Linked DNA regions of Homo sapiens: region 2 is linked to region 1. Evidence: read pairs that join two places in POLR2A ChIA-PET (ENCODE). Cell type or tissue: A673. All regions are shown on one strand.

The links. ChIA-PET counts read pairs that join two places held together with the same protein. Peaks named below come from ENCODE experiments on the same cell type or tissue, not always from the same donor. Only the 100,000 strongest peaks of a DNase experiment are listed, where the experiment ranks them.
Region 2: POLR2A ChIA-PET joins it to region 1 with 8 read pairs; 1 of 35 experiments calls an interaction of 5 or more read pairs at or near these places.

Annotation. Positions count from the first base shown.
Region 1 is chr15:91,801,934-91,804,433 of GRCh38, forward strand. It overlaps LOC105370974 (a long non-coding RNA gene), which reads right to left and starts at 2,083. Exons shown (of 2, transcript XR_007064765.1): 1 at 1,965-2,083; 2 at 1,064-1,373. In A673, no CTCF peak of the experiment used is centred here; no DNase peak of the experiment used is centred here; H3K27ac peaks cover 1,448 bases.
Region 2 is chr15:91,079,694-91,082,193 of GRCh38, forward strand. No RefSeq gene overlaps it. Among named protein-coding and RNA genes, the nearest start is that of SV2B, 19 kb to the right of the region's middle. In A673, no CTCF peak of the experiment used is centred here; a DNase peak (open chromatin) is centred at 1,318; H3K27ac peaks cover 903 bases.

The DNA.
Region 1 (2,500 bases):
TTTGTGCATCAGTCCTACACCGTTTGAATTACTGTGGCTTTACAGTTTGTCCTGACAACTGGCAGCAAAGTCACAGGAGGCATAATTCTAGCAGTGGGCTATGCCCGGAGACACAACTGTTAAATAAAAATAGACAGACGGTGTCATTGTCCTCGTGAGGGTCAAACCCTTGTAGGATTGTGGAGGTGAAAAAGCTTAATTTCAAAGAATAAATTGGCAGTTTAGTCTATATCTGATGAGTAAATGCATAAAAGCAGAAAATGAGTAGAATTCTTTGTAAGGGTGGATAAACAGGTTTGCAGGTCAGACGCTGGCAAATCCCCAAGATGAGGCTCAAGGTTTTTATCTGAGACTAGCTTCTTGAGAGCCATTGTGGGTTCTAAAAAGGGCGTGCTATTTCCAGTCTCGATACCAAGTGGTGAGTGTTAGCATCTGTGACACAGAGCCCAGAATAAACACCTACTGAGATTGTATGACCAGTGTGATGCACGGTGTGACCTGTTCATCTGATCCTCCTGCAGTAGCAGCAACAAACAGCTCAGATCATTCCTCTGTGCCCTTGCTTTGAACCAGTGCCGACCCAGGACCCAAGGTTTAAGTGTGGATTTAAAAATTTAAACAGCTATCTGACACGGTTCAGAGGCAATAACCCAGGTATGCCCCCATCGGCTGGGGCTTGCTTCCCCACCGCCCCAATGTGGATAATGTTGCTGGCTGCCTCAGATTTTGGGGGTGACATGGCAGGAGGTGAAAATGTCACTGTTTTTTGGTCAAGAGAGGATATCAAGGCAGGTTTAGAAAGTTCGTTAGCCCCAGTGTGCAGCAGAGCAATAAGACATGTATTGTCTTTGCACCTCAGTTGCAAATATTTCCAATAGTTTGTGTTTATGTTGCATTCTCTCACCACAAGCTTCCAATTCAGGGGATAAAACTAGGCCTTTCATAGTCAACTTTTTGGTGTAAATCTCAATTCTAACTGAATTTCTATAGCCCAAATCATGCCCTATATGAGCTCAGTAGACTGTTTAAATAAATGAAATTGCTTTATAATGCAAATAACTACCCAATTTTGTACATTTTATTTTTCAAAGTTTTGCTTTTTTAAAGCAAGATATAACTGTGGATGGCCTTCCTGCAGAGGGACGGGCATGTGCAGTGTCTTAGCTGAAGTCTTAGGAAGGCGGGAGGGAAGCATAGCCTGTTTCTGGATTTGTCAGCATGCTGTGAGCCTAGTGTGCTCTCATCATCTGAGCCTCATTAGCATCTTCATCCATTTGCGTTCAGATTCTCTTCTTGCCCAGAGATGGGATTTCTCCCAGGGCTTTGGGATGAGAAATCATCCCTGGCACCTTCCTAGATTCTCTGTCTTCCTCCTGGAAGAAATAAAACCAGCATGGATAAGTGTTTTGGTGCCGCAGCCAGCACTCCCAGCATGCTGTGGGGTCTCAGCCTCCCCCACCCGAGCTGGTTGCTTGACTCACTACTGTCAGGTACCAGATTGTGACCTTCTAGAGGGCAAGGAGACTACAGTGGTGGATGAAATGAATCAACGATGAATAAGGGAACCACAAGAAGTCGTGGGATCCGGTGAAGGCAGTGTGACAATGGAGTGAAGCTTCTGGGCTTAGAAATGATGGACCTCATTCAAGTCCTGTCATTCACAGCCGTTTGACATTTGCTAGTTACTTTGTCCCCTCTGTCTCCCTTTCTTCCTCTGTATAGAGAGGCCTAATACTTCCTCCACAGGAGGGTTGCGAACATTGCACGGGATAGCATCAAATCCACAGCACCTTGACCCGCCAGCCCATTAATGAGAAAACCCACCCCTGAGAACTGTTTGTGCCTCAAGCCAGAAGACACCATGGCAACTGGCCTGCTCTCTTCTCTGAGGATTATCAAGACCCCTGCCTTTATCATGTTAGGTAGGCTCAAAGAATGAAGAGCAATGAAGAAAAATGTCTCACCTGTGCATCTTAACAAAAAAGTCTTCAGCACTCATACATCACTGAGCTTTCTGTTTACTGCCCTGTTTCTCAGACAGGCTCTGATCTTTCCAGTGAATCACTGCCTCCTAGCCCAGAGCTCAGTCCTGTTGTTAACAGTCTGTTCACTGCCTTAAAAACGAACTAACAAAATAATAGTTAATAAACTAACTTCAATCCATATGCTCATTGATTAAAGTACACCCAAAAAGGAGAATAAATTATAAGCGTAAAGCTCAATGAATTGTATCTTCCACTCCTTATTAATCCCATTGCTTCTAGCATTTATTCTTATTGTTGCGGGGCAGGAATAATCAATTATCTATCTATAGGTTTCACCTATGCTTCCAGTGTTGAGATTCCAGCATAAGGAGGAAAGAGTGTTTAACAAAAGTGGTAAGAAGTATGTGACAGCCGAAGTGATCAGGAGCTGGGAACTCTGCTAAATAGGAAGAGACAAGAGGAAAGCAGACTAAAGCAAGTTAATTCGTGTCTATGGAGTCTCCCAAGTTCCAAGC
Region 2 (2,500 bases), 720 kb before region 1:
TCTTCCTGGTGTTCTTTAAATCTCGTGGATCTGCGATTTGGTGTCTCACATTTATTTTTTGGGAAATTCTGTTATTATTGCTTTAAATATTTCTTCTGTTTTTTTCTCTATTTCTTCTTTTCCTGATATTCACAATATTTATGTTACACCTTCTGTATTTGTCTCACAGTTCTTGGATATTCTATTCTATTTTTCAGTATTTTTTCTCTTTGCTTTTTAGTTTTAGATGTTTCTATGGACATATCCTCAAGCTTGGAGATAATTTCCCCAGCCATGTCTAATCTAATGAGCCCATCCAAAGGCTTTCTTCATTTCTCTTACAGTGTTTTTTGATATATTGCATTTCTTTTTGACCTTAGAATTTTCATCTCTCTACTTACATTGCCCATCTGTTCTTGCATGTTTACTTTTTTCCACTGGAGTCCTTACCGTGTTAATTATAGTTGTTTTAAATTCATGATCTGATAATTCCGGCATCTCAGCTCTATTTCTTCAAACTGTTATTTTTCTTTCAGTATGCCTTTCACTTTTTGTTAAAAGCTAGACATTATGTACTGTAGAAAGGAACTCTGGTAAATAGACGTTTAGTGATGCGGTGATAAGGAGTAGGGGAGGGGAAACATTCTATAGTCCTATGATGAGGGGTTTTAGTGAGCTTGTGTCCCTTGACTATGCACTTCACAGGTGCCTTTAAATTCCCCCCCTCCCGCTCCACCCTGCTTTAGGTAGGACAGGATGGGTGGAAGGGACTGGAGTCAGATATATCACTTCCCCTAGGTTGGTTAGGCTCTGACAAAACCCCAATAAATTATGCTCTGGTAAAATAGTATTGCTCTCTCTCTCTCTTGCTCTCTCTCTCTCTCTCACTTTATGAGACAGAATCTCACTATATTGGACAGGTTGGCCTTGAACTCCTGGTTTCAAGCAAACTTCCCACCTTGACCTCTCAAAGTGTTTGGATTACAGGCATGAGCCACTGTGCCCAGCCAAACCTGATGAATTTTTAATTTTTTTTAAAAATAGAAATGAGGGTCTCGCTTTCTTGCCCAGGCTCAAGGAGTCCTCCTGTCTCAGCCTCCCAAGTGTGGGGATTACAGGTGTGACCCTAAAATATTAATAGTTTCTTTTGAAGGCAGACCTTGTTCAGAAGAAAATAATGCTTTGGTGTACTTCAGAGTAACCACTTTTCCTCTCTTCTCTTTCCCCTGCTGGAAACATAAGATTTTTCTTCAGTCTTCATTGTGGGAACCTGGTTGAGCTCCTGGACTTAAAACTAACGAAAGCCCCTCAATAACTACATCTCCCTGGAGTTTTGGTGTGACAGACTTGTTCATACTGAGCCTCCAGCAATTTGTCATTTATAGGTTAGGTCCCTTTCTTTTCCTTCCTTCCTTCCCTCCCTTCCTTCCTTCCTTCCTTCCTTCCTTCCTGCACTCCCTCCCTCCCTTCCTTCCTTCCCTCCCACCCTCCCTCCCTGCCTCCCTCCCTCCTTCCTTCCTTCCTTCCTTCCTTCCTTCCTTCCTTCCTTCCTTCCTTCCCTCCCTCCCTCCTTCCCTACTTCCTTCCTTCCTTCCTTCCTTTCTCTCTCTCTCTTTCTTTCTATCTTGACAGGGTTTCACTCTGTTGCCCAAGCTGGAGTGCAGTGGTGTGATCTCGGCAACCTCCACCTCCTGGGTTCAAGTGATTCTCCTGCCTCAGCCTCCTGAGTAGCTGGGACTACAGGTGCAAGCCACCATGCCCAGCTAATTTTTATATTTTTAGTAGAGACGGGTTTCACCATGTTTGCCAGGCTGGTCTTGAACTCCTGACCTCAAGTGATGCTCTCACCTCGGCCTCCCAAAGTGCTGGGATTATAGGCATGGCCACTGTGCCCGGCCAAGTCGGGTTTTTCTACCCGAGTACTGGTTCCCATGGGGTTTTCTGCTCCAGTATGTTATGATTCTCCATATCTGCCTGTTCATCTCTCCAATTTTGGGGTCAATGGTTTGCTCTGTGACCTCACTTCTCTGATTCACCTAAAAAGAGTTGTTGATTTTTCAGTTTGTTCAGGTTTTTTCTTATTGTTAGGATGAAGTGGCAACTTCCAAACATATGTCAGACTGGAATTTTTTAAGAGATATTTTTAAAAATGCCTGTAGACATCCCTAAAAGATTTAGATGCTATTAACTATTTCAGTGCATTTCCATGTGCATCTATATATGAAAGCAGATATATATTATAGTTTTTTATATGTATGTAGGACTTATTTGCATACACAGTAATATACATATATGTATACAGTGTATGCAAGTATGTCCTACATACATATAAATACAATATATGTAGTTGCTTTTTTTTTTTTTTGAGACAGAGTCTTGCTCTTTCTCCCAGGCTGGAGCGCAGTGGCAGGATCTCGGCTCACTGCAAGCTTTACCTCCTGGGTTCACGCCATTCTCCTTCCTCAGCCTCCCGAGTAGCTGGGACTACAGGTGCCTGCCACCACGCCTGGCTAATTTTTTG